6 separate regions of the Mus musculus genome follow, and all the other regions are linked to region 4. Evidence: chromatin loops called from intact Hi-C (ENCODE). Cell type or tissue: gastrocnemius. All regions are shown on one strand. Each heading gives the region's core, and the rest is flanking DNA. Links, peaks and the distances in the headings are about the cores only.

Evidence for each region. Peaks named below come from ENCODE experiments on the same cell type or tissue, not always from the same donor. Only the 100,000 strongest peaks of a DNase experiment are listed, where the experiment ranks them.
Region 1: a loop joins it to region 4, with 4 times the contacts of the local background. A loop is called at or near these places in 12 of 42 quality-filtered maps.
Region 2: it touches region 4 in a loop (7-fold over the local background); 14 of 42 quality-filtered maps call a loop at or near these places.
Region 3: a loop joins it to region 4, with 4 times the contacts of the local background. A loop is called at or near these places in 13 of 42 quality-filtered maps.
Region 5: a loop joins it to region 4, with 13 times the contacts of the local background. A loop is called at or near these places in 36 of 42 quality-filtered maps.
Region 6: a loop joins it to region 4, with 10 times the contacts of the local background. A loop is called at or near these places in 29 of 42 quality-filtered maps.

The regions. Positions count from the first base shown.
Region 1 is chr6:52,575,555-52,580,414 of GRCm38, reverse strand. The region is part of intron 4 of Hibadh (3-hydroxyisobutyrate dehydrogenase); the gene reads left to right. Gm33047 (a long non-coding RNA gene) reads left to right here and starts at 602. Exons shown (of 2, transcript XR_377679.3): 1 at 602-4,860. In gastrocnemius, for the core only: a CTCF peak has its summit at 2,918 (motif pointing right); no DNase peak of the experiment used is centred there.
Region 2 is chr6:52,722,318-52,727,177 of GRCm38, reverse strand. All of the region lies in intron 2 of Tax1bp1 (Tax1 (human T cell leukemia virus type I) binding protein 1), which reads right to left. Among named protein-coding and RNA genes, the nearest start is that of Tax1bp1, 11 kb to the right of the region's middle. In gastrocnemius, for the core only: no CTCF peak of the experiment used is centred there; a DNase peak (open chromatin) is centred at 2,244; H3K4me3 peaks cover 228 bases; H3K27ac peaks cover 291 bases.
Region 3 is chr6:52,711,868-52,716,727 of GRCm38, reverse strand. It overlaps Tax1bp1 (Tax1 (human T cell leukemia virus type I) binding protein 1), which reads right to left and starts at 2,999. Exons shown (of 18, transcript NM_025816.3): 1 at 2,873-2,999. In gastrocnemius, for the core only: no CTCF peak of the experiment used is centred there; DNase peaks (open chromatin) are centred at 2,381 and 2,993; H3K4me3 peaks cover 2,274 bases; H3K27ac peaks cover 2,490 bases.
Region 4 is chr6:52,254,945-52,259,804 of GRCm38, reverse strand. It overlaps Hoxa13 (homeobox A13), which reads left to right. Exons shown (of 5, transcript NM_008264.1): 5 at 657-952. The coding sequence ends at 901. Among named protein-coding and RNA genes, the nearest start is that of Hoxa13, 3.5 kb to the left of the region's middle. In gastrocnemius, for the core only: a CTCF peak has its summit at 2,682 (motif pointing left); a DNase peak (open chromatin) is centred at 2,673; H3K4me3 peaks cover 329 bases.
Region 5 is chr6:52,836,608-52,841,467 of GRCm38, reverse strand. The region is part of intron 2 of Jazf1 (JAZF zinc finger 1); the gene reads left to right. Among named protein-coding and RNA genes, the nearest start is that of Gm52903, 27 kb to the left of the region's middle. In gastrocnemius, for the core only: no CTCF peak of the experiment used is centred there; DNase peaks (open chromatin) are centred at 676, 1,839 and 2,564; H3K4me3 peaks cover 375 bases; H3K27ac peaks cover 1,474 bases.
Region 6 is chr6:52,916,805-52,921,664 of GRCm38, reverse strand. The region is part of intron 1 of Jazf1 (JAZF zinc finger 1); the gene reads left to right. Among named protein-coding and RNA genes, the nearest start is that of Gm52903, 53 kb to the right of the region's middle. In gastrocnemius, for the core only: no CTCF peak of the experiment used is centred there; DNase peaks (open chromatin) are centred at 1,998 and 2,454.

The DNA of each region.
Region 1 (4,860 bases), core at 564-4,563, 320 kb before region 4:
GACCAAGATCCTAGCTAAGGAGCGTTGGCAACTGATAGCTGCTGGAAGAAGGGAGAGTCTGTTTGCTTTAAGGGTGTGGCCCCTGGGAGGTAGACTATTCCAGGCCACAAATCCAAGACTGAATGAACATCGCAAATTGAAGGGTTTTGAAATCAAGGCTAGTTTGGGCTACATAGCAAGACAAACCAACCCCCACCCCCACCCCCACCCCCACCCCAGCAGCAGGACCAGCAGTTCGAGACCACCCTGGGTACATAAAAAAATAAAAAAAGAAATTTAACTCCAATATTATACAAAAGTAATGTGTAAATAAAGAGGTAATTACTTAATTTACTTCTGTTGACCATTGGGTAAGAACTTTATTCCTGTACGTCTTGCTTGTCTAGAAATCACAGTAAAAATGGAGTTTCAGAAATGAGCATAAGATTTCATTTATACACAGATTTCATGAATTATGAGTAGATAATATATTATGGAATAGTTACTATTAATAGTGGAGCTCCTGCTAGCTCATCATTTGTTCTGTTTATTATTATTATTATTTTTTTAGTTTGTGTGCACTCCATACTTGACACACACACAGAGATGGGAGGGAGTGCGGGGGGTGGTGGGGGAGAGGGGGAGAAAGCAAGCATGCACCTTTTGGCCAAACTTTACTTTTAAATACTTCAAGCCTATGTTTTCTGAAAAGAGGCTCCATGTAACTGCAAAACTGATCTTCCCAAGGCATTAGCTGGTTGTCTGGTGTTAGTGGGGAGACTTCAGACTTGCATTGCCTACTTGTTCCCACACGGAGCCGGGCTTTTGTGTTTTCTTTCGTCCTGTGTCTGACAGTAGTTAGTGCATTGCATTTGGTTTTAGTTTCTTCATTCGTCTTTAATCTAGAACAGTTCTGATGCTTCATCTGTTAAAAGAAACTTTTATGATAATAAAATCGAGAGTCTTATAGGTTGCTTTTTAATCTGGATTTATTTCTTTCCTTATTAGCCTCAGGCTACTAAGAACCTGCTTTATATTTTAAAAAAACGTTGCTGTTCAATTGTAGAAATTTTTGACTTTTTCTGCATTGTCTCAGAAGTTTTTCTTAAGAGTCTCAGTCTCTTCATTCAAGTACAGGGAAGCTGAAATTGAGTTAACTTTTTGCAGGTAAAGAAACCTATTGTGATAAGAAACTTTGTTTTTGCTTTGGATAAAAATCAGCTGCCCTGATTTATGCTGCACTCACCTTTCTGAAGCCCGATGGCGGGATTTGTGCTTTTCTGTGCCCAGCAGGATCTGGAAGTGGTGTTAAATGATTCCCTCTGAAGTGCCACTTTCAGATTTACATCCTCTCAGGAGCGGCCTCTGTAAAACAGAAACAGGCTGAACTGCAAGAGAACGAGCTCCAAGCGTGTATGGAGCAAACGAAACATGTCACACTAGCTTCTGTCTATAAAAGGAAGTGGGAAATAGATTGGTTTAGTCTGGTTATTTTTGAAACATATTTAAGAAGAATTTAATAATCAAATGATATCTTACTGTAATACAACCATACATGCTAAGGAAACAGATACTTTAATATGCTGAACTTAGAGAATGTGTACTTTCAAAAATGTTTCTTTTAGTTGTTAAAAAAAAAATCTCACTTAACTAATGTCACCAGTTCTTTTCAAACCCAATACACTCTGCTCCTTAGCTTCGAGGTGTTGTCTCAGTGTAACAACAGTCTTGCTGGCAGATCTTCATACTCAGGAACAGCAGATGTTTATAATCGTATTCTGCTGTGGGGAGGAAGGTAGTTTTGGTTTTGGGTTTTTTTTTTTTTAAGGTCATCAGTGTTTAGATTAATCAGGCTGACATTTCTTGCTGGTGGGTCATGAGCTGTTGATAATAGCACTACATGGTGATTCAGTTGTTCCATTGAATCATCAGGGAAACCCACTGGCACTCACCCCACGTGCTCTGCAGCAGGGGTGTGCAAGGAGAAGATGTGTGTCTCTTTTGTTTGCATCTTAGAGTTATTAGAGGCTGAGTCACATATTAAAGGATGCTCCAGCCTTGCCATTATTTTAGAGAACCATAATCAATAGCTTGACACTTTTTTTTATCATAGCCCAAGTCATCTCTTCATGTCGGTAGCCTTTCTGAAACCCTGTCTTAATGAATGAATGTACTTGGACTGCCAGGAAGAAAAGCCAGTCCATTCACAGATGTGTAAGTTGTAGTTTTACTTAAACTAGTGATGTGAGCATAAGAACCCTTGGAAGGTGGTTGTTCACTTTGAGAGGGACAGGAAGAAGGGGAGAGACGGAAAGCTTACATGTGTGATGCACATAGACTTCTTAAACAAGAAGAGGTCCTTGTATCAAAACCTCTTTAAGGAAAACTTAATAAGACATTAGCTGGATTTTTTTTTAAATGCTGGGGATTAAACCCAGGGTCAAGTGTTTGTTCCTTTGCTCTAACACTGAGCTGTGGCCTCAGTCTTCTGGATTGGCTAATCAGCTACTTGTAAGGTAAATAGCAGTTCAGAATGCAGTGAATCAGAAATTTCTGGTGTCTTTGAATTTTGAAGTGTGGTTTTAGCATGTTTGTGTGTGTGAACAGAGAATAAATAGTACTGTGACAGTTATATATTAATGTCGTTTTAGTTTTTGGTGAAAGAATTCAGTCGATTGTGATGTTTTAGTGACTATCTTCAGCACTCAGCCCAGATCTTAGGCAGGTGCTCAGTTATAATTTACTAAATAATGTGTGTCATTTGGGCAGAAGCCATAGGTTTGCGGAGGACTTTATATTGTCATAAAGAATGTATTGTAAGTAGGAAAGATTAGTATTCCCCTCTATAGGAAAAAGTAATTGCCTTATTTAGGGTAAGCGGGTTCTTCCTATCTTGCTCTTTTGAGAAGTCATACAGCATTAGAAAGTTATGGGCCACTAGAGGTCACTGTTTAGTAATCAACTGCTAATGAACCAGAACCGCCAGAGGAGCCAGTAAATTACGTGTGGGTTTTTCTAATTATGAATTCATATTTAATCATTCAATGACAAGGTAACTGGGAATGGTTCTGTGTACTTTCATATGTGGTTATGCTAATACACAGCTACATTTCTCAGATGTTGGTCCTCCATCATTAGAGTAGCAGACATCAAAGGCTTTGTTTTCTAATCTTAATTACCGATTGTAAAACATAATTAACTTTGTTAATACTTCCACACCTTACATGGGCCAAACACTCTTTTAAAAATAAAGTTTAAGTGCAAATATGCATTGTGTTTGTGTGAGTGATGTAATGGTTCCTTCCTCTCCTGTGTCTTCGCGCTTCACTCTTCCCTTGCCCGGCTCTCTTCTTTCTTCTCTCTCACCTGGTTTCCTTTCTCCCTCCTTTGAATTCCTTTTCCACTTAAATGTACATGTGTTAGTTGGTGACTGTTTTCCCAAGCGATCAGCCTTGATGGAATGCCTAGGAGAATGACTTCCACTGTGTCTGTTAAAGGAATCTCAGGGCAGGCAACTTAGGTTGAGCCAACCAGCAGGATAGGTGTGCTTGTCGGTAAGCATGGAGCTGTGCTTGTCGCTGAGAGCAAATGGCTCTCTGAGGCCTGTGCAGCCAGGAGTCTATGCAGGAAAAGGCAGATTTTCTATCCCCTCTTCCATGATATTATATTTCTTGAGACAAGATCTCCTGTAGCTGACCTCTTAAGCCATTTTGTAGTAGAGAATGACCTTGAACTTGTGATCTTGTTTCCACTTCCCAAGTGCTTCATGAGCCACCAAACATATTTTCTTTTTTAGTGCATTCCTGAAGAGTGAGCCCAGGCCTTCCTGTATGCTAGAAAAAGTAACCAGTTTATGTCTCCTGGAATTTCCTTCTCTGCCCGAGTCAGCAAGCACACGGCAACACAGCATCATTTTTGATGGTCACATTAGTCTGATATTTTTAGGCAAGCTTTTACTTTTATAACCCAGTGTGACATTTCACTTACTTTAATTTTGAACATCTAAACTTTTTTATGACAATTCATTTTCTTTGCCTTCAGGCTTATTTTGTAGTGTGCTAACTCTTGTCTGGATTACAAACTCAACTTGAACCAAAATTGGGACTTAATTTTTTTCGAGTAATCTAAAAGCCCAAAAGTGTGTTGTGTGTGTACAGAAAATATCTGGTAAATACTTGGTTTGTAGAAAGTAAATATTTTTACATGAGATTTTAAAAACAGACACAAGCAGAGCATGAACTTGAAGTGATCTTACAATTCTTAGCATATCATTTTTTTCTTTTTTGATCCATAGAAAGTCATCATTAAATTGATTGACTGCTGTGTCTAGTTGGGTGAAATTTCTTGATTTCGTTTGAAGTAGCAACCATAAAAGAAGCATTCATTTGTGAAGGTTTAGATTGATGTTGGTCCTAATGGTAAAGATGAAGCTTGTTTTATTATCAAAAAGGAAAAAATATCCTAGTGTAAGAGTAAGGGAAGCCAGGCTTTTGTTTGACACCAAAGAGCCCATCCTGTTCCTTCACAAAGCTCAGTGCTGCTGTTAGCAGTGTGGTAGGCCAAGTCAAAAATTAATAGTGTTCAACAACAACAAACAAACATCAAATAAAGATAATTTTTATCATCTTTAGTAGCATATATTAGTTGTACCTAATAGTTTTAATGACTTAAAATAAAAACTGGTATGCAATGTAGTATATACCTTCAGGAGTCAGAGACAAGTGGATTTCCAAGTTGGAGGCCAGGCTGTTTTTCATAGAGCATTCCAGGCCAGCTAGGGCTCCACAGTGAGACCGTGTCTCAAAACAAAACAGATAAAAACTATTTAATGTTGCCTGTCATTGTGTGTGCACATGATATTTATAGTCGATGAATCATGTG
Region 2 (4,860 bases), core at 448-4,447, 470 kb before region 4:
AAGAATATAACTAATTACCTTAATACTAGCTAGATACAACATTTTAATTACACCCTAAAGTTAAAATATGCACTTAAAATTTTAAAATCTTGAGTTATGAGGTGTGATGGTTTGTATATTCTTAGACCAGGGAATAGCACCATTTGGAGGTGTGGCCTTGTTGGAATAGGTGTGACCTGGTTGGAGTAGGTGTGTCACTGTGGGTGTGGGTATAAGAGCCTCACTCTAGTTGCCTGGAAGTCAGTCTTCCACTAGCAGCCTTTGGATGAAGATGTAGAACTCTCAGCTCTGCCTGTGCCATGCCTGCCTAGATACTGCCATGCTCTCACCTTGATGATAATGGACTGAACCTCTGAACCTGCAAGCCAGCCCCAATTAAATGTTGTTTTTTATAAGACTTGCCTTGGTCATGGTATCTGTTCACAGCAGTAAAACCCTAATACATTAGGCATGTCTAATTATGATTAAACTGTGACCAAAAGTTATAGTAATTTATGTAAACTGAATGAAGTCTCTACTATATATTCAAAGTGCTACCTAATTTCTCCAAGACAATGGAAACACACACATGATCAAATACAAAATCTTCTGGTTTATTTAAAATTATTATGCTACTATACCCTGTGGATTTTTGTGTGCACAGATTCAAGATTATGAGAGGCCAAAGGTCAATGTTGAGTGTCTTCCTCAATTGCTCTCCACCTTGTTATGAGGCAGGGTCTCTCACTGACCCTGAAGCTCACTGATGTGGCTGGATTAGGTGGCCAGCAAACACTACAGATCCTTCTTTCTCTGCCTGCCTGCTCAATGTCAGGATTACAGACATGTAGGCCCAGCTTTATAACATGGGTGCTGGAGATTCAAATTCAAGTCCTTATAGCAATTTACTGATTAAGCCAGCTTCCTAGCCCCTCTATTATGTACTTTTTAATAACTTAATGTTTTATACCTCATACTTAGGGTCTGGGTTTTTTGGGGGGGAGGGGGGCGGAGGGGCTCTTGCATTGTTTTAGTAAGTACTCTCCTGTAACTTAAATCACTAATCTCTCATCTTTGGCAAGTTCTGTCTGAAAGCAATTTGTATATCTTGGGTGAGGAGAGTATTTACATTCTAAGAGATTAACATATTTTCATCTTAGATGTATTCTAGGGAAGATGTTCAAAGCATACTGAATGAACTCATATGAGAAAGATCCTTAAAAAACCCAGTACCATATACAATATACAATAATAAAAATTAAAATATATGTAATATTTTCAACTCAAATATAGACATTACAGATCTCAAACTGTGTTTTCTAAACAAAATAGACTGTGCTAAATATTGACTATTAGAAAGTCACAGTCTTAGATGATATGTTCTATGGTTTTGCTAAATTCGTGTGTGTGTGTGTGTATGTTGTGTACACATGTGCTGGTTCAGACATACCACAAGACAACATCTGGGAGTCAGTACTCTGCCCTCTGGGCACTCCAGCTGCCTGCCCTGATATTACTTTCTGAGCTATCTTTAGCAGCCCCATGTCCTACAATTTTGATTAGCCACCATTAACAACCAAAACAAGATTGAAGATGTGTGCCATTAGTGAGAGCTAATAGAATTTGAGCTTACGAAGCTCTTAGCCACTAGTACTCTTATTCATTTCCTAGCAGAACAGAAGATACCCTTTCACACGTTCTGAAACTCTACCTCTTTCCCTCCAACACTGGCACTAGTTCCCTAGATGCACACTTGATAAAAAGACAAGAGGGGAAAAAACCAGGAATAAAAGAAAAGGCTTTCCTTTGGCTACATTGTGAAAATTACAAAATGTCTGAAAGAGTCTTCTGCCAAGTAAGTGAAAGTGAAATTGGAGAAATGTGGAGAAGATAAAATAAAGAGTCTCACAGCCCACGCTCTGCTCCCAGGCAGTCAGCGATTTCACAGTGCACAATCCAGAAAATCCTTTGGAAGAACTCCAAAAACCCATTACAAAAACAAGTACTCCAGGTGAGCTAAAAGAGGCATTGTTTTCTAACAACCACAAGGCTTTCCCCTCAGTAGGCTCAACTCTGCAGGCTGTGCAGCTTCACTCCTGCCGGCAGTCAGGAAGAGCCGGACATGGACCTCGCATACAGACTTTTAGATGGACTGCACAGGTTTCTGCCTCACCTGAGTTGACAGCAACAAAACCAGGACGATTTGGGTGCCTAGGCACTGGGGAAAAAAAGGACTGATTGTTCAACATCCGATTCCAACTGAGGGCATGCAGTACCACAGACAGACACAAGAGGGAGAAAGAGTACAAACTCCGGAAACAAGCAATATTTTAAGGTTGGGAAATTACACAAAAGAGCTACAACATAACATATCTCAGTGAAAGATTGAAGGGGGATCCAGAGAATCTTTGGGCAGGGTATATGGTGAACTTCTTTCCAGTACAAACAAATCTGAAATGAGTCAAAGAGGATGCTGCTTTGTGGAAATCACAAAATGGAAAAATTCTTCTGAAGAACAGAAGATCCAAAGGAAGAAAATAAAAGAAACATCATTAAGCTAAAAGAAACAGAGTTCAATAAATTATCTGACCAACAATCCAAAATAATACTTTTAATTAAATTCAATGTACTCCAATAATCAACTATACAAAAATAATGAAGCAAACAAAAAAATAGCCATCTACTCTGGAGATGAAGAATACAATAAGTGAACTGAAAAATTCACAAAAGGAAATCTAAACGACTAAAGCAGAATAAAGATTCTGCAAACTCGGCCAGACACTGACTACCAGCAAGTCTGAGGCCTCCTACCTGGGTTTCAGAGCTTGAGGGGGGCGGGGGTGAGCATGTGTGTAAACTCAATGGATAAAAGGCTTTTCCACCACGCCTGACAACCCAAGTTCAATCACTGGAACCCACATGGTAGGAAGACAAGAACTGACTCCTGAAAATTGTCCTCTTGACCTGGACACACACATGTACATACACACACACAGAGAGACAGGCACTAATACACATGTCCACAGAAAATTAACTAAATGCAATTTTAAATTTTAATATTAATAGCTGAGTCAGGGAATACAAAAGGGTATGAAAAAGGGGGTTGAACATAAAAGAACCTATCAATAAAAACAATATAAACAGAGTAGTGGTGCACATCTTTAATCCATTACTCATGAGGCTGAGAAAGGACTGTGAAGTCAAAGCCAGCCTGGGTAGTAGTAAAAGACAAGATGTAAGGTAAAAAAAAGGAAATAAAATATAGCCATCAAAGGCTGAAGACTCTAGAAAGAAACAGACCGCCTTAGAGCATATTTCTAAAAGTAGCAGCTGAAACTTACTAGGTATGAAAAAGAAAATGGACAAAGTACAAAAATTAAAAATAGCTAAACATGGTGCTCTATGTCTAGAGTCCCAGATTTTGGAAGAGTCAGGTAAACCGAGGCTTTAGAGAGTTTAAGGGCAGCCTAGACTACATAAGAAAACCCTGTCTCTATAAACAAAACAACCTCAAAGCACCTTAACTAGGCTAAGCCCAAGGAGACACCAAGACGCATTATTATCAAGCTGCCAAAGGTCTTTAAGCAGCAAGGAAAAAGTCACCATACAAGGGTGACTACTACCTGCAGATTTCTCAGCCAAAACATTACAAGCCAGAGGAAACCTTTATCATACTATAATGGGTGGCTTAAATCACTTCTTCCAACAAAATGTTTTAAGAAATAAGAAAAGCTTGAAACAAAACATTCAAACAGTTTTAGATCTACTATCCACAGCAGTTAACTAGTTTATTATCTCTGCAGAATAGGTTTATTTGTGGAAACAGCATGTAAGACTCATCAAATGGCAGAGGACTTCACCATGGGGTCTTCATAGAAACCTAAGTTTGGGAGCCTAAGCTTGTATTGCAGCCAAAATAATATAACAGACTCTGAGCCTTGGCATTTTGTGGGCAGGGCCTATGATTCTTGCGTGCCCAAGCATGCACACCAAACTCAGAGTTCTGAGAGCTAGTTAACAGAACTTGTGATTGAGACCCTTCGGGTTATTCACCTTGGGTTTCACAAATTCAAGATAAGCTGGGCTACACAGTGAGGTCTGGCCACAGTTAAGATTCTGCCCCGAGGGAAAAAAAGAAAGAAGAAAATGAAAAAAGATTTAAGGCTTTAGCTACATCATAAATGTCCTATAGTAAGAACCTGGTTCAATTAACTAAATGAACTGATTCAATGAATATGTACATAAATATTATGACACATTTGGCCTTATCCAGATCCTCCACTCTTTCAACCCCTTTGCTGATTCAAGTAAGGGTAATGACCTGCTTCCTATGGGCACTGAGGATTATTTTCATATTCAAATTCAACAGAGAAATGGCAGGAAGACCCTGATCCAAAGCCTCAGGGATGATTATGTTAAGAGGAAAAGGCATTTAAGACATTTTGCCTGCAATGGTACTTTAATTGTGCATCTAGAATATGGAGAGTACTTCAGCTGAAGGGATGACCTTCTCAAGAACACATGCCAGTTCCTGACAGAGACTGGACAATCAGCTGAAGGTTCCCAAGTTTTAAGTGCTTGTGACTCGCTGAAGCTCAAGTGAGAATTTCCTTGCAATGAGTAGATTCTCCCTTCCGTCCCTTGTTCTGTCACAGATTTAAAAACCTCACAGCTTGTATATGCAACCATTTAGGGTCCACTTTTAGCTTAGACTAGTGTAACTCTTTCATGCAATAATAAACAGAAAAGAGCCCAAAACCTTTTCCCCTAGCCTTTTGAAACTGTATCTGTTCTCCACTATATTCTGAAGAGCCTGAAAATTGCATAAAACCTCCAGCATAGGGAATACCAAAGTAGTAACCACTGAAACGTAATTTTCAA
Region 3 (4,860 bases), core at 581-4,580, 460 kb before region 4:
ACAGCCATTGTTTTTAAAAACCTTCAATTACAAAAATAGGGGCCTATTTCTAGCACTTTGAAAATAGAGGCAGGCAGATCCCTGTAAGTTTGAAGAGGCCTGACCTACACATTAAGTTCCAGAGCAGCCAAGGCTACATACAGAGCAAGACCCTCCCTCCAAAACAAAAAACAAAAAAAACAAAACAAAAAACAAAAAAAACAAAAAACAATGTGTGTGTGTGTGTGTGTGTAAAATGTCTCCAAACTTAAATCCTAAATGACAGAAACATGTGAAGGAGAATAAAAATAGCCTGATGATTTAACAAGTCCCTTATTTACTCTTCAGTCTTCTGCATAGTTTGTAGAATAGCATAGCCTCAGAAAGATATTAGCAGCCAACTTTGAGGAGGCAGGAACAAAGACTTGTTAATCTGCACTCCTGAAGCCATCTCTATCTCCACCAGCCTTGATAGCTGGTTATTCCTATATTCTGCCCAGCTGTGGTTTTCTCTTTTGAGAAAGACTCGCTGTGCAACTCTAGTTGAGGCTGGCCTCAAGCTCACGACACTCCTCCCTGCCTCAGCTCCCAAGCGCTATAATCCCAGCTGATAAAATATCAGATCCAATTTAACTTAATTTTTGTATCTTTTAAAATACGTTCATTTGTAAAACACTGTTCTTGGCCCACAAGTATTAGAAGATAGAACTTTGTAATTTCTATTAAGGCTTATTTAGAACAATGTAAACTTTAGAGCTACAAGTGCAGAAAGCCCAAAGTTTACATACTAACAATCAGTCCAAAGAAAATACACCAACAAGCTTCACAGGTGAAGCAGGGCTTGGTTGAAAACACCTTAACATCAGCACTCAGAAAACAGGCAGAAGCCAGCCTGGTTTCCATGCAGAGCTCCAGGACAGCCAGGGCTACAACATAGTTAAGACCCAGCCAATAAATAAGTAAAAATAAAATTTACAGGTAAGTTAATTCTTCCAAGGAAATATAAATATATAGTTAGAACTGCATATAAAAACTTTAGCATCCGGCTGGCGAGATGGTTCAGCAGGTAAGAGCATTGACTGCTCTTCCGAAGGTCCTGAGTTCAAATCCCAGCAGCCAATCACCCATAATGAGATCCGATGCTCTCTTCTGGTGTGTCTGAAGACAGCTACAGTGTACTTATTTATAATAATAAATAAATGTTTGGGCCGGAGCGAGCAGAGGTCCTAAATTCAATACCCAACAACCCCATGAAGGCTCACAACCATCTGTACAGCTACAGTGTGTGTGTATTAAAATAAAATAAATAAATCTTTTTTTAAAAACCAACTTAGCATCCTAGGGGATGGAGCGCTGACTCAGTAATTAAGAGCACTTACTGCTCTTACAGAGGACCTAAGTTGGGTTCACAGCACCTACATGGTGGTTCACACCATCTATCACTCTAGTTCCAGGAGATCTGACATCCTCTTCTGACTTAAGTCAGATATAACCAGGCATAAAATGCAAGCAAAACACTCATACGCATAAGTCTAAATTTTTTTAAAAACAGCATCCTTTAAAGGTTACAATTTATAATTCCAAGATGTTATTTTTGTCCTAGAAAAGGTACTCAATGGTTACATTTCACATACATTTCACATACACGACTGTGATTCTAAGAGCAAATGGTATGCAGCTAATGTAATAACTTGAAAACAAATAATACAATACAACTGTATTTGAAATTTAACAAATAACAAAGACGAGGGGGAGGAGGTTAACCAGTCATTCCTAGCATAGTCAAATATATTCTTGCAGAAATCTAAGATAAGTTCAGGGCGTTTGCCTAACATTCGAAAGGGACATACAGAAATCCAATTTACCCCTGAGAAGAATAGAATGGAGGCGAGTCCTTGGCCTCAGCTTCTTCTCCACACCTAGAGGGTAACCTGGAGATCACAAACCCACTTAATCAACCCACTTTTAAGGAATGTTATTCAAATAACCATTTTCGAATGTTTTGGGATTGAACACTAAAATTTTAATTATATTTGTTCGTGTCCTAATCATGAATTTTTACCACTTGGCAAAAAGCAGCATACTTGGCAGATACTTAGCATTAAAATGTCTAACATACCAACATAACGATAAAGCCGGAAATCTATCATAGTCAAACGCCACAACGTTTTCCAACAAAACTTTCAGGAACAAATTGTACTTCATATTTCTCAACAGGGAAATACAAGCGAACACCCCAGCTACGTTCTAACAGTACAGTTTTCGGGCGATGAGCGCTAGCCAGAACACGTCTTGCACCTTCCGCCGGGTCCAAAACACCGGGGAGAGTCAGCAGTGGGTGGAGCGAGGGAGGCGGAGTCGTGAAATCAAGTCCAGACGACCACAGAGCGAAGCGATCCTCCCCAAGATTTCTTAAAGCCTTCTCTTGGGCACCAGAGGGGGAGGGCTGCTTTCCAAACAGCAAGACTCAACTAATCTCTCAGCCCAGGAGAAGCCGGAGATCAAGCCAAGCCAGGTAAACAGCCAAACCAGGCGACACAGGGAGTCCCCGCCTCTTCCTCCAGCGGAGACTCAAACCAAAACAACCCAACGGGTCCTCCCCGGCTCGCCGCGGCCTAGCGCGCCCGCCACCCGTCCCTGGCTTGTTAGACGCCGGGGCCAGCCGGGGCCAGCCGCGGCCTAGCACGCCCGCTCCCGCCACGCTTCCCACTCTACGGTCACCCCAAGCCCAAAACACGTCACAATCGCGGCCCGGGGGAAGCTCGTCCTTGGGAAAGAGAGCTTCGTCACCACGGAGACCGTTCCCAAAACTCGCCAGGCCCGGGTTCCAGGGCCGAGACGGAGCGCGAGCGCCGGTTACCTCGAAAGCACGCGGCCCGTCCGCAAACCTTACCGGTCAGGGCCTCCGCCCCGCACGCTACGCCGCGCCCCGAACCTCCGCGGCCACCACCACTGCCTCTCAGCGTAGACCGGCTACACCTTCTCTAAGCGGAGAGCCGGCGGTGCGTCACTTCCGCCCCAGGGAGGCTCGCTTCCGCCTCTGCTGCTGCGCATGCTCTGCGGCGACACGCCCCACTCGCTAGCTGTAAAGAGTCCTTTAGTGGTTTCCCTGACAGCTTTTTCCTCTGTGGCTTTTGGTCAGTGATGTAGTCACCTCAAAACACAGTCCGTTTGAAACAAATTAACTGACTTACCAGCGAAATGGGAAGGATCGCTCAGAGGCCAGGTGACCTGGGTCTTAAATATCAGTCTAAGCTAATACATGTTTCAATATATACAGAAGCCCCAAGAACTGTCATAGCTATCACGAATTGAACCATCATATTCCCGTGTTGCTATGAAACTAATGACATTTACCGTATCACCAGCGAAGAAAGCATAACATTAAACAGAACAATAATATACAAAACTCTAATTTCAAGTTCTTTCATTTTCCACACAATTCAAGTCCACATTGGCCTCCATAAGACAGGTTCTTAATATTTGCTGATTCATTTGTTTCTTATATATTGAAATTTTTTAAGTTGGGTGTCTGTGTGTTTGCTTGTTTGTTTGTTTAAATAGGGATCTCTTCATTCTGGTCCTCCAAAAGGAAAAATTACTGTTGAGAGACATAGGCTGTTGAAGCAAAAGTTAAGTTCGGCATTGTGGGTTTTAAAGAAATATTTATGATTAAGACGGTAGTGTATTCATGAGATAAGTAATATTCCAACACAAGATATGATGGATTTGAATAAAATACACTTGCTTCCATGAAGTTCCAATTCAAACTGCACATTTAACAGAGAAAGGTAAGCTATATAAGGCAAAAGTAATTTTAGAAATTTAAATTATTTTCACTTCCATATCACGATCAACCAAGTCTTCCTTTTGAGGTATTTCTTCCTGTGCTGCTCTAGAAAACAACCACAAGGGAAAGCAGGTCACAAAACCACAATGTCTATAATAATATAATGAAATTGAGATCTTTTGCGTTTCAGACACTTCATTTTAGTGCAACTATAGGGGAAAATGCCCTGGAGAGAGAGAAAGAGAGAGTGAGAGAGAGATGAACAGACAGACATCTCAGGGCATTTAACCACAAAGGGGCATTCTGTTGGTCAGGAGACACAGCTACCAAAATGCAGGGCAGGGTTTTAGTTTTTAACTTCATACAGAACCTCCTTACTGAGATTACTCAAGACCCCATGATTGCTCTCATGGCTGGCTGTGAGTTAAGGCATTCTACTGCTCCAGGGTGAAGACATCCTGTTACTTTTTTAACTAATTGATTTATTCACTTTACATTCCAATATTACATCTCCTCCCAGTCCCCTCTGCAGCTCCACCCCTCATCCCCTCTCCTTCTTCTCTGAGAAAGGGGAACCCCCCTGGGTATCCCACCACCCCTTACCCCCCCACACACACACACATCAGTCACTATAGGACTGGACGCTTACTCTCTCACTGAGGCCAGACAAGGCAGCCCAGTTAGGGGAACTGGATTCACAGACAGGCAACAAATTTGGAGACAGCCCCTACTCCAGTTGTTGGGGGACAGTATGAAGACCAAGCAAGCTGCAGGTCTGACAAACACATGCAGGGGGCCTAGGTCTGGTCCCACGCTCACTCTTCAGTTGGTGGTTCAGTCTCTGGAAGTCCCAGTGGTCCAGGTTAGTTGACGCTGTGGGTCTTCCTGCGGAGTCCCTACGCTCTCATTCTGTTATCTTTTAGACTTGGGCTTTATTAGGAACACTGTAATCAGGAATTTACAACGAAGCTGTACGAAGAGAAGCGGGCGGGGCTTGGGCTGTCTTAGGAAAACATCTAAGTAATCCATAGCATTAGAGCCTGCAACCTAGTATCAGTGGTCAGATATTAGCAGGCTTAAATCTTGAAAAT
Region 4 (4,860 bases), core at 396-4,395:
TGCCCCAGGGTCACTAACCCCCCCCCCCCCCCGCATTCTCCCTGGCCTGGCTTGCCTTAGCAATTCTGCACCCCTGGGAGCCTGGCCCCGGCTGGCTGGCGCTGTCCGTCCGCCCTGCCCTAAGTCGAGCCGGTCCCCGGGCCCTCCTTTGGTAAAGGGTAGCTGGGAGGAAGCTTGTGGGTTCCAACTCCGGCAGCCCCTTTCTCTCTGGGTGCCCCACCCTCCCAAGCCCTTGACATTGACTCCAAGATGGGAAATAGACTCGATTTTGAGCTCACCAAATTGTCCCTGATGGTTCTCTGAAAAAAAAGGCTTCGTTGGAGAAGCATAGAATGTTGGGACTTGGGGCAAGCTGAGAGGAGCCGAGCTCTACAGAAAGAAGTGTTGAACCCTGTTGAGTGCTAAGGTGTGGACCGCTGTACATGCAGAATGACCGGATTGGGGTGGTCACTGGAACTCTGGGCGATTTCATTTCAGTACACAACTAACCATACCCCCCTACTAACGCTCCAGGCTTTGGCAGAAGGCTGGATTGTACAGCATTCGTGGCAAAGAGCAATCAGGCATTGCAAGGCCGGCAGTTCACATTGAGCTGTCGCCTGTGTTCTGGCTCAGGTCGGCTCCCAGAGTAACTTGCCTTCTTCCTTATCTTACAGACGTCGTCTCCCATCCTTCAGACGCCAGCTCCTATAGGAGGGGGAGAAAGAAGCGCGTGCCTTACACTAAGGTGCAGTTGAAAGAACTCGAACGGGAATACGCTACGAACAAATTCATTACCAAGGACAAACGGAGGAGGATATCAGCCACGACAAACCTCTCTGAGAGGCAGGTCACAATCTGGTTCCAGAACAGGAGGGTCAAAGAGAAAAAAGTCATCAATAAACTCAAGACCACTAGTTAATGGATTAAAAGGTGGAGCAGAGGGCAGCTTGAAGAAACGCTTAAGGATTTGTTTCTTTGCCCAGATAATAATAATGCATCATACTAACTGAAGAATTGGATAGAGAGACGCTGACGTTTGCTCTCCTAAGGGGACTCTCTCTTCCATGGAATCTACAATTAAAACAAAACCTTAAGGAATGGTAAAGACTGCCAGGTTTCCCGACAACCCCACCACAGCGTTAAGTGACAAACTCTAGAGTCAACTCATCAGCCCCTAAAACACACAATTTCAGATAAATTATGAATTTTCTCAAATCTTGTAAGTATTTATGTGACCATTATATTTTAGGACACTGTGTTAGATGGTAATCTGAAAACTGGTTACAGAAACAAAGGCTGTTTCCACGCAGCTGGTCCAGCACCCTCCCCTTTGCATGTTAAGTGCCTGCTCAGGTAAACCTTATTGAAATCCCTGCCATTGTTCCTTCTGGAAATGTTTCAGGTAGAGGCTTAGAAGGGGGAAAGGCACTGAATTGTTTATTTGAACTATTGCTAAAAAGGGAGATGAGAGGAGAGAGAACGCTCATCCAAGGATCTATTGTTTTGATAGTAAATCTGGCCAGCTAAACCCTTGAGGTTACAAGAGAACCCTGGGTGGGTAAGGAGCTTCTGGAAATACCTTTCAATTGCTTACAACAAACATGGTGGATTAACCAACACTGTCAAAGGATTTTTCCACAGGATTTGTTGTAATTTTTGAAGTGTTTAAATCTCACCAAATAATACGAAGAATTCACTTTATGCCCCTTCTCCTGGAAGGTCCCACCCTAGTATGGATTTCTCCTAAAACATACTCTTTCTTTAAATTTTTTAAATTGGCATTTTCCAATACTTGTTAAACATTTTGCTAGGGACATCATTTTCCTTTTTTACTTAGAAAAAAAAACCTCAAAATGGAAACCCGTTCTCCCAAAATATTTAGATGTCTGCATTCTATATTTTAATTTACTAAAGGATTAGTATTTTTTTTTTCTTGTTTACTGTGTTAGGAGACTGCAGTAGAAAGTTTAGGGACTCATCGTCACAGCACATTTTAAATCAAGCAGTAATTTCAGTTCACACATTCGTTCTGTTCATATTCACTGTAAATGCTATCTTGTAAATAAAGACATTCAGCACACTGTGAAAATGTATTTGTGCACCTGCTTTTTAAATACTTCCACTAAAAATGAAAAATTAGATCTGTAGATAGTGGTATTAGCTCTGTTAATGAAATAATCACTGCCATTAAAATCTGAAGGAAACACTCCGAGTTACTTTTCTACGCGGAACTTGAACTGCACAAAAACTAAACAAGCAGGTTTGTTTTACACAAGCCAAGGACCAGTCTTTTATTATTATTATTGTTCAGGTTTTTCTAAATTTTTTATGAGAAGAGGAAAAAAATCTCACATAACTAAAAGCTCACAACTGAAAAGGTTTCGAGGAGATGAAAGTGTTAGGTGTTCTGAAAGGGAGAGAAAGGAAAGGAGGGAGGGAGAGAGAGGAGGTTCCCAGACTCCCTGTGGCAAATGAAAACCAGTTGTTGAGTATCAGCAATGCCTAGACTGTCGTATTTTAAAATCTGCTCTTAAGTCTGCATGTGACTGAAAGGACAGGTTTTTGGTATTTGTTGAAATGACAGGACTAGGAAAGGCCTTAAACCTTGACCTTGACGAAAAAAGACAATTTGTGACCTTGACTTTTGACAGCTCATGAATTGGTCTCAGCCAGATTCGTAGATCAAGGGCGCCACCTCGTGTTGACAAGCTTCCTTGACGTTCTTCAGCTTCAAGGGAACTGAGCTCTGACTTGACTTGTTTTAAAGGTTTAGTAGTCATATTTTTTTTTTTTGCTCCAAAAGGAGAATATTTGAATATATGTAAATTATACATGTGCTTGTATATATGTGAATATAATATATGTTTATACATGTATTTGCATATCAGTGTTTGTGTGCTTGTGTACATAATTGTAGAATTTGTACAGATATTATTAATTGCTGACGAGTGAAGATACTGTAATTTAAGCCGATTTCTAGACTTGGGGTACAAAATGCTCCTTATGCGGTGAATTTTGCTTCCTTTCTTTAATGGCCAACTTTAATCTGTCCTCACAGCAGCTCGCCGTGCATCAGATTTCTACAGATCTGTTTTAAAGCTGTACATGTTTGTTACAGTCCAAGACGTGTTCTTAAATAACCATTCACTCCCAGCCCTCACCCTCCAAGGTGGTCTGTGACCTTAATTAGAATTATCTGGGAATCTTTACGGCAAATTAAAAAGTCTCACATACCTTCCTAACTCTAGAGTTCTAGAGTTACATTTCAGAAATTCAAAGCAATCCACCTCTCTAAGAAGTCAGTAGGAGAACTTAAATATTTCATCTACAAAATGATCACAATACGGACACAGAAGAAAACTATTCTAGACAGCTCAGAGCTGATTGTTGCCCCATAATGGTGTGCAATCTTATATTGATACTTGCACACCATTTGTTTTGTAGAAGAAATAAATATACTTAATATCAACAACCACTATCAAAACTATATTAACAACCAGTATTATAGCTATTGTTTATTGGCCCCCAACAGCACAGGAGATATTGTGTTCAGAGTCATAAATTATACAATATGTTTATGTATTTAATATACAAGTGGGATAATGTGGGGTTTTGTTTTTGTTTTTTGTTTTTGCCAAATCCTTTGTGCGTGCACACATACACACACATATTAAAATGTTGAAGGAACCAGTAGCTTTGGAATTTGGGTTTTCAGCTGCAGATTAATTTTACCTTTATGTCAGGAGACAATAATAGTGAATGGGAGAACTGAATTTATCATTTGTTGGAAAATATTGGCTTGTTACAATCCCAGATGATGGAAACATCTCCTGCCTTTCTTGAAGACTTACAAAGACTTGAAAACAAGAGCTTCTTTATGTCTTTCTAGATGAAGAATTATGGGGGAAAAGATGTAAAGCTGCTTAAACAAACAAAAAAAATGGCCCTGAAATATACATGTCAGATGATCTTGTAAAGAGTAATCTTTTTGCTACCCTGAGGATTGCCAACCATCTGTGGAAACATATGAAGATAACTGCTTCAGACTCAGCACCCAGCACCTTGTGTTACAGCATCATTTCCAAATGAACTACCATCCAGCAACATTAATGGCATCTCCAAAATGTTTAAAATATTGGAAATTCCCCTCCAAGTTGGTTCAAACACTGTTTGTGAACTGCTCCAAATAGGACTCTTCTGGAGATAGGAGATATTTTTCTTTAGATGTAAGACATCTTCTGAACCTACGGCCTAGGGAAGAGCTAACAGCAGCTCTGCAGATGGAATACTGCCCCTTTGGAAAGTCACCACTACTGCAGTTCTGGGTAAAGTCTCTCTCTCTCTCTCTCTCTCTCTCTCTCTCTCTCTCTCTCTCTCTCTCTCTCTCCCTCCCTCCCTCCCTCCCTCCCTCCCTCCCTCCCTCCTTCCTTCCCTCCCTCCCTCCCCAGAAGATGTCAGGGTGCCCCTCCCTTTAGTTCTGACATGGTTGTTGACAGTGCCAATCTCAGATAACTCCCTTCTTATTTAAAATAGACATGGCATGGATTTACAGATTAGTTGAGGTGGTTATGGATTATAATCACTTCTTAGATATTTTTATTTTTTTATTTTATTATTGTTGTTGATGGTGGTGTTTTATTTTGTTTTCTGAGATACAGTTTCTTTGTCCTGGAACTCACTCTGTAGACCAGGATGGTCTCGAACTCAGAAATTCACCTGCCTGGTCTCCAGAGTGCTGGGGTTAATGGAATATGCTACCATGACTGGAGACTTCTTTATTTTTAAATAGTAACCAGCCTAAAACTTTTTGAACAAGACAGTCAGGAGAACATTGGCCTCCTCCTGAAAAACAAAACAAAAAATAAACAAAAAACGCCA
Region 5 (4,860 bases), core at 600-4,599, 580 kb before region 4:
TGAACGTGTGCTGGGAGCAAATTGTTTTCTCCTAAACTTCGGGGAGAGGCTAAAACTGTTTCTACGTTCTCGTTATAAAGAGAAAATGTCTTTGGCATTCCTGAAATACTTGCCTGACAGACAAGGTCTGAAGTTGGCTGCAGAGTGGGCAGAGTGTGGCCCGAGCGTGGCCCAAGGCCTATCCTGCCATAACAGGGCCTTTCTGAAGAGGTGAGGATGGCGGTCAGCCCCACCTCTGTCCACCCCACCCAGCAAAAAAGCGGGCAAAAATAGTTTCCTGTGCCCATTCGTAACTTGCAAGTGAATTTTGGACACCACTTCTCCTCAGAATGATCCATTTCTTCGTGCTCCTTCCACTGACCGGGAGCTAGCCCATCCTGCCAAACACGTTGCCTTCCATGCCTTCCTTGGTCTCCCAGAGCTCACAACTGCTGCAGCGTTTTCCACTGTATAAACCTAGCCACTAAATCATGTCACTGTGGTATTAATTTCCTTCCCTAGGCTGAGGATATGCAAATACGCTAGGCTTAATCCTCATCACCTGTCCCCTGGCTGGGGCTGCCAGCAAGCAATGAGGGGGCAGCAGGCAGCAAGCAGAAGTGGAGGAAGGACCATAAATGTGGCGGCGCCAAGCCTGGGTTGGGCTGCCCTTCTTCAGCAGACCACATCTGCTGGAAAACCGCCATTCCTTCCTGGCTGCCTCAGCCTCCCAGTGGGAGATAAGCCGAGCTGGGGACCAGTCTGGCAGCCAGATTCCAGCCTGGACGAATGGTGTGTGGCTGACTTGGGATGTTTGGGATGGGTATGCTGAGCTACACCGCAGCAGCAGCTGCCCTCTTCTAACCCGGGCTGTTGACAGGTCCTGCTGAGAGCCCTTGTTCCTGAATTTAACAAATCTGGAAGCTCAACATTTTCATTTTGAGTTTTTATTTGGAAGTGTCATTTTATTGGAACCAAAATCTCTGGTCCGTTCCCCTGAGGACATACTGATCTTGTCTGAAGCACTGAATATCCTCTGGGTGAAGGTGCTGCCAGGCCCCAGGCTCCCAGCAAAACTGCAACCTTGCCCTCAGACCCCTGCCTCCTTGGTATCCTTGTAGTCTCTCAAGAAAGCCTGTTAAATGACCACAGCACCATGAAAGGATAGTTTAACACAGACATTTCTTCAGTTTCATTGTGGACTGCCTGGGTAAGAGTTCCTGTGTGTGAGATGTCTATCCACCTCTGTGAGTTGGCTAAAGCATGGGTCTCGTTATGATTCAAGAGGTTTATAAATGACCCTACACTGTATAACTTCACTACAAGGGAATATATGGGATAATGTTCCACATTGCAAGTGAATGCTTTCAGCTCATTGATGGAGTGCTTTCTTTGTGCCTGAGGCCCAAAGTTCAGTCCCCAGTACTGGAAGGAAAAAAATTAATGCTCTTAACTGTTAAGAAAACTAATTCAGTACCTTTTAATACTTATGCTGACTTAAAACTATTTGAAAGACAAGTCTCCTGAGAGACTCTCAGACTAGCTGTGGGGGCACGCAGCTGTAACCCCAGAAGTCTGGAGGGCCTTTAGCTCAACACCACCTGGGCTATAGCTATAGCAAGACTTGGTAGAAGAAAATGAACAAAAAGGTTATTTATTGATTGTTTGCTGATAGTCAAGCAGACTCCAAGGCTCACAGTGTGGCCTGGGGAGTGCCTCTCCATCAGAGCCACGGCCTTCCTTTGTTTTCTTGTCACTTTCTTGACATTTGCTCGTTTTTATCTCTTTTGATTTATGTGCATGCATATCGGTGAGTGTTGCGGCAGATGCGTGCAGAAGAAGGCTTTAGACCCCCTGGAGCTGGAGTTGCAGGCAGTTGTGAGCTGCCAGACACGGGTGCTGAACTCAGGTCCTCCTCCAGAGCTGTGGGTTCTCTTAACCCCAGAGATGTCTCTCCACCTCCCCACCGCCACAATTTTATCTTTACAAGTAGCTTTCTTTCAGCAATGTTTTATATCAACCCCATCTAAAATGTTTTAAAATCAATATAAAATGCCCTTTAAAAATCCATGCTAAGTTCCTTAAAACACTTGAGAGAGCCCCTGCATTTTCCTAAGTTGCCACTTCATGAGAATGAGACGTTGGCTGAGCAAGTCTCAGCTGTGCCCACACAGTTGACTTCTATTTTCTTCTTCTCCCTAACTAGCCTTCCTAAGCCCAGGCACCGTATAGTCTCTGAGGGATCAGTCAGAGCCTGTATTCTTCCAGACCTTAAGAACTGTTAGGACATCGACAATAAAAAACAAGTCAGTCCCCTAAAGCTCTGCCATGTCCTTTGAAGACAGAAATTTACATCCCGAACAAGCCAGCAAAGGAGGGTTTTCCTAAGGCTTTTTTTTGGGGGGGGGGAATAACCAGTGCCAGCCTGCCCTTAGGAAACATCCTTCCAGTGAGCTCTGCCTCTGGGCTCTAATAATCGTGATATCCCTCGCTTCCACTTCTGCTGATGAAAAGCCACGCTGGCAAGAGGCTGACAGGCTTGCGGCCTGCAGAGGGCGCTAGAATACCATATTTTCTGAGACAATCCTTCTAAAAATCAGAAACTGGGAAACTACAGAAGGGGGAAGGGCAAAGCCTGAGGCTTCTTAATGCTTCCAACAGTCAGACCGACTGCTTGCAGTCTGGTAAACAGGCTAGGAATTGTGGGCAAGGCCTTTCCCTGCGTTTTGCACCAAGTGTGAGATCAGATGACTCTGTCCGGACTCATTACTTTCATAGCCTAGAGCTAGTTCACACAGCAGCAGGAGTCCACCAAAAAGGCATTTAATTAATGAAATTGAAACTGGTACTTATAACTGCTGATTAGTAGTACTCAGGGTTTTTTTTTTTTAAGTATTTCAAGTAATTTATAAAGCACTTACATAAATAGAAAGCTTTAAATGCTGATATTCCATAAAAAGTAAATAAAAATATTTTTATGCATTAAGACTTAATTAAGTGTCATGATTTCATGTCACAGATTTAAAACAGGGCAGGTGAGACCTGCCAACATTACTACAGCTGCGTTTTACATGCGGAAAGTAATTAAAATGGTCGTTTATGTCTTTTTCCACTTACGGGTATTTAGAGTGCTTGGTATTACACCATGTATTTTCCCAGCAATCATATCGTGGCAGTGTATCTTAGCAGCCGATACGTTTGTTGTTGGTGGAAAGGTGAGGGGAACATTGGTCAGATGAGAAAGCTGTCCTGCACCACTGAGAATGACAAGGACTTCTTCCTGCGAGAGGCCCTTGTTTCTGTTCACATTGGCCTCTTTTTTCCGTATGAACAAAACTTAATTAATTTTCACAAGAACAGTTTTTCCTTCTATTGTCAGGAAGAAAAACAGCAGAAGGCAGAAACTTGCCTGCCCGGTCACGTGACCCCTGAGTATGTAGACCTCACCCTGTGTGAATGAGTCCTGTTTGAAGCTGGTCTGTTTCTCTTGTTTAGCTAGGAATGTGCTAACCTTAAATGGAAGGAAGACCCACCCTCAGGAAGTTGAGTGGCAGTTAGCAGTGGGAATAATGTCCTGAGTTCACACATCAGAGCTGAACTGCAATTCTCTGGATAGAACGGAAACAGATCTATCACTGTGTACTTATTTACTGCTGTTATTTATGTTAACAATCATAGTAGAATTATTACTTGATGAAGTTTTAACGATGTACATAATTTTGTGCCCCAAGAGGCATCAGCCACCACGAGAGGCTGAAGTCTCAAGATCAAGCCGAGGTCCCAGCACTTTAAAACATCCTGAGTGTAATGTACAGCAAGTGCTAGGTGAGTCCAGGGCACTTGTCATTCCTCCAGCACGGCTTAACGTCTTTTCAAGCATTCAGTCACACCTGTGAGTTGTCCCGTTGCTTGGATTGTGTGAGCAGCAGTTGAGGATTCCGAGGTCACACAGTTACATAGAGTGGGTAGGACAGCCTTCATAGTCGCTTAGCAATCACCTATTAGGAACAAGGAGTGAATTTTCCTCTCTGCCTCTCCTTAATAGCATTGTAACAACGGGGCCTATCTCTAGTGTTTCTGTTTGAACTAGTCAACTAGTGATTATTTACAAGCAACACAGATACAACTGGACCGCCAGCCGGCCACCTTCCTTTTCCAGCTGTAACCTCCTCGTACCTGTGCCCTGAGCTTGCGGTCCAGCCTGTGAGCAGGGCGACGCGTTGTCAGACAGTGAAGACAGCGTGGGCCACTCGTGTTCATGGGATGATTGACAGGCTTACTTTTTCACTTAATTTTGGAGAAATTAAGTCATTGTTCATTTTTAAACTCCTCACCAATTGGAGAATGAGCGAACTTACATTTTTTTTTAATCCCTCACTGAGGTTAGCTCCATAAAATGTCCAGCTTTCATTCCCATCCCTAACTCCCAGATCCAAAATATGCCCCCATGTTCAAACATTGTAATTCTGCAAAATATAATTTTCAAGCCTGCACCAACGAGGTGGTCTCCCCCCCCCCCACCTTGGTTAGCATTTAAAATTGCTTGCCTGTGTTTCAGTGCCACTTCCTTCACTTATGGAGCAGCTGTCCTGGAGTCAGCTCTGTAGCTTCAGAAATCCCAGCTCTGTGTGCCTGAGAAAGAGGAGTCTGAGGCAGAGGGCTGGCCAAAGGACCTTCCGGGGGCAGAGAGCTGGCCAGAGGACTTTATGGGGGCCATGTTTAGACTGTTCGCACTAATGAAACCTGAACCAGGCTCAAGCACTCCTTCCCAGCAGTCTCTGCCATTCCTCACAGTTCACAGCACATCAGTGCAAACCACCAGATGCCACGGTCAATCCCACTGGCTGTATTCTGCCCCTGAAGTTATCGCCATTCTGCTTC
Region 6 (4,860 bases), core at 376-4,375, 660 kb before region 4:
ATATGCAGCTAGAGACACGAGCTCTGGGTGTACTGGTTAGTTCATATTGTTGTTCCAAGCAAATACCTGAGGCTGGAACTTTATAAGAAGTTTGTTTAGTTTTTTTGAGAACTGAAAGTTCAAGATTGAGCAAGCCTGGTTTTAGCCTCTGTCAGTAGTCCCCTTGGCTATGCCGTACATGGAGAGAAGGAGGAAGAGGACAATACCGAAAGCACAAGCTCATGGGATGGTGTCTTTTGTCAAAGCCTGCTCTCCTGAGGACTGAAGTCCAAACCTCATTAACCTAACACCTGCAAGCGCGAGCCACCTCCTCAAGGTTCTGACACCTCCCATCACCATGACAGGACTAAGCCTCATAAACCTTTGGGGACAACACTTCAGCCCATCGCAGAGGCTAATCAGGAAATGCTTTCCCCAGGAATAAATGATCCCAGTCTTCATAATCATACATGGAGCACACGCTTACTAAGTTTTATATTACACATTATTAAGATACCAGGAATATGGAATTTCAGAATTCACTTCTAATTATTAGGAATTGTTTTAAGATTTTCACCTAAAGCCCAGTTTTTTAGTGACCTAAAACATAAGTGGAAATTTTCTCTGAATTTCCTATGCTTATTTGTGATATTTTGAAAAGAACTTTTGTAGAAACTCAGTTTGATCCATAATTGTAAAGGTTTAGCAGTGGTGGTGACCGTGGTATGCCTGCCATTATGTACACTGAGAAAGAGGAAATGAGCTGGTAGTGACCTACAGAGCTGTAGTGCCGTGATTACAGAGCTGTAGTGCCATGATCTACAGAGCTGTAGTGCCATGATCTACAGACATGTAGTGCCGTGATCTACAGACATGTAGTGCCGTGATTACAGAGCTGTAGTGCCGTGAAATCTCTGCTGTTCTCAGAGATCCACTCAGGAGATCCTCTCAAGTCTGTTTGGCGTTGTGGGGGCCTTGCCTAAGGTGAGCCCCTTGGGGACGGACATCTTTGTGTGAACTGCCTCTGTCTCTGCTTTTACCCTGTATCTACGACTCCTTTGTCATATGTCATCTGCTAAATCATGTTTCTGCAGAAGAGGGGCTTCAGCTCATAGCCTTCAAGTCCTCCTAAGTGTCAGACATAGCTTTGTACTAACCAAGAATTAGGAAGTGTTTTATGAATGGTAAAATATGGAAAGAAACCTTTAGGTTATAATTATTTACAGTATGAATCCTGGTGCCATTTTTTAAAAAATACTAGAGAAGACTAGAAAGAAGTGTACAGCAAAGTGCACAGACTGAACTTTTGGACCGTTCATTGTAGGGTCCTTGTTTCTCATAGTTTTCTAGATTTCCTACTTTTTAAGTAGATATTTTTTAAGCAGCAAAATAAGTGTAACAGTTTAAAACCAAAAACAACAATAAACCAGTGTGTTGGTGGCAGCCGATTTGCGGTTTGAGACCACGGGCTGTGGGAGCTCAGGGGTTGCTGGATGAGCCCAGCGCTCCATGTGCTCTCCAGGCATTCCCGTGTCCACTGTACACATGCTCCTAAGGTCATCCGAGGCAGTGGCCTTCCCTGTCTCTGCACTGCCCCCGCTCTCTAACTAATAGCTACCATCACTACCATGTCTGTGTTCGTCGTATGTTCTGACTCTCCAACAACTTCATTCATTCCTCACAACCACAATAGAAGCCCTGGTTTCAAAGGAGGAAGGGTTTGAAGATTCTCAGATGGTTATGGCATATAAATCAAATCCTGTCTTGTCTGACTCCAGAGGTAGGTAGCTTTGCCCTCACAGGCCTCAAACTGTTGTACTAAAGACCAACTGCCATCCACTACATTGGAGCCTTTCTGGGTCCCCTCTCAAGTCAGCTGCCCTCTAGTTCTTTGCTTTGTGATGCTGGGGCCGTTCGTTCCTGTTGGCATGAGCCATCCAGAGTCCACCAGGATCCCACGAGTGCTTCGAGTACAGCCAGTGCTCAGCATCATATGGGATCCTGCAGGACGGTGATTGCTGGCCCGCTTCCATCACTGTGGAGCCCCAGGGTATGGTTGTATAAAGAAATTTAATTTTGAAATTCCAAAGACTCATGTTAGGTTTTTCTTTATTTCCTCCTTACTGCTCTTAGAATTCATGAGGGGGCAGGGTTGACTGGTACTCGGGGGCCCCAGGTGCAGTTTTAAAACAACCAACAAGCTTTAGTAACTCCTGCCCAAGTCTCAGGTGCCAGGTAAGTGTTCAGCGGAGAGCTGCAACTGCTTGAAAACTGTCACTAAGAGTCCTCTGTTGGAACGAGTGTCACCAGCAAGCTGTGACCAGATTCTCTTGATTCTTATCTCCTGGTGGGAAACAGTGAACTTGTGGTTAAGAAAACGTTTGTGTTTCCATGCCTTAAAGTTAAAAAGTAGTTATACATGCATGTCAATGTCATGAAGCCTGTGGCCACAAGGTGTCACTATGGCACCAGTCTGGATGTCAGAATTAAAAGTGTGCCTCTGGTTCTAACTCCTGAGAAGCCCAGTTATTGGCTCTCCTGCCAGGGCCTTGCACACTACAGCATTAGCTATGTGCCACGTGTCCCTGCACACTTGTCATGTAGCTCCACAGCAAGCTTTTCCTACACTCTCCAAATTAAACTACTTTCCTAGTTCTTACTTATACCACACATAACCCTGAGTCCTCCTATGTCAATTCTATATCAACATATGTATTCAAGTTTTCACAAAATTATATGAATTATAGCATAGTTTAATCTCTTCCCAAAAAAGGTTTTGATGGGATGGGAGAAAATGATATCTGCTAACAATTACTAGCCTTGCCCCATCCACAGTGTGCCCTCCTCCTCTTCCTTTTTTTCTAGCTTAACCCATAGGAAAAGAAACCTGAAACATACTCGCCAAGCAAAGGTGGGCATGGCACCTGAGGGAAAGACTATGTACTTGCAGAGGCTTCATGGGCAGCATCCAGAAGGTCATTTCCTCTCGAAGTGTTAGGCAGATTAGAACAGCTCTTTACTGTGGAAGGATGAACCCACCGTCAGCCTCCTTCCCACAGTCAACTAACAAAGTAGCAGCAGAGCCTGGATTTGGACTTGAGTCTGTTTTTCCAAAAAGCTGGTGGGGAAAGAAGCCATGTCATTGTTGTTCAGATGTCCATATCAGAAAACAAACCACGGGAGCCTTAAGACTCCATCCCAGAGCTGGGCTCACACCTATAATTGCAGCACTCAGGCAGACTGCTGCAAACTCAGGCCCAACCTGGTGTACATGATGAGTTCTAGATCAACCTTCACTATAAAGTAAGACCATGCTTCAGACAGACACACACAAATCCAATCAAGCATTTGCTCAAACGTTTGTTGAACAAGAGTTCTGGCTATAGCACAGGGACCACATTACGAATGTTACACCAACTTATTCATTCTCTTCCCATGAGAGACTAAAGTCCATGGTGCATTGCGGGTGCGGGGGTAGGACATTGACATACAAGTTAATGAGGGCGGTGGGAGGGTTGGCTGGGGGGACTGCCCACACAGGGGAAGGCTCTATGCAAGCTCTAGCTGCAGCTCTCCTAGAGCTAGCTGTTCCTTAGATCAACCTGAAATCTATTGAGTGGGTGTTGCTAAGGTAACCCCTCCCCTGATTTTCTGTGATTAGGATATGAAACGTGAGGACAGGATATAATCCAAGCCCACAGAAGTGGCCACCCTCATGCCCGGGGGGTACAGCAGTGGCAAGAGTGTGTATTCTTTTCTTTAGATGGCTTGACCAAGAGGACAGGTAAAAGCAAGACGGATGGTAGATCTTGGTTTGTGTGATCCTTTTAGGATTTCCAGTGTCTGGTGTAGAGGCAGAGAGCACATGGAAGCTTCTGGAAAGATTCAGGAGGGAGCCTAGCAGAGGCTTCTGGAATATAACTTTTAAAGTAGTGTGTCTGTGTGAGGAACTTGGCGGGCATCTGTAGAGGAGCCACAAGGATGACTGGACATGTGAAAACAAGACAGGGAAGGAGAGGTTAGGGAAACATTACATAAGCTGGAGCCTGCCAAGGGAACGCGGGCACGCCTCTTTGAGAATAAGACTCTCAGTATCTCAGGACCACCATCCATAACTAGCCCTTTTTATCCCCATCAAGGCACATTCCAACAGGACCATGGCTATGAAACAGAGGAGACATCATGGAGAGAGATTTATTGAATTTTCTCTTCTTCCTTACTAGAATTGTACTGTAATTAAGATGCAGGGTAGCCTTAATATTACCCTGTCAAATATATTGAATCCATCTCTTGCTGGTTTAGAGATTGACTGACTCAGAGACTATCAATGGTAATAGAATCCCAATAGTTATAGTGGGTTATGTGTAGGGTGACTATACAGTTTTTAATCCTTGTGCTAGGGTAGCAGGCCTAACTGTAGCATGTAGTCACTGACTTGGAAGCTGTCTTGTTAGAGTGATCTTGAAATGTAAATCTCATTCTCTCATGCAAAGTAGCACCTGTGGCTTCTCACTGCCTGGAGTAATTAATACTCACTCCCTAACCCCGAGCCTGTGAGAACCAGTGCCCCTCTCTCAGCCTTGGCCTTGGGTCATGGTTCTTTGCACACAGCATGTTTTTATCCTTAGGCCTTTGCCCTGTCCTTGGCCCCAGCCCAGTCCTTTCTCACCTTTGCCCGGCTGGCTCCTTCTTGACTTTTAGGTTATGGCTGGACCATTGCCTCCTCAGAAGGACCTTTCCCACCCTACCGCCTCCTCCCAATCACTTCACCCACTCTCCTTTTCATCCCTTAGCTTGTTTCTTTCAAACAAATGACCACATATCTTGTGGTGACCTTTTTTACCAAAATGCCCATGTTGTAAGTCTAGGATACATGGACTA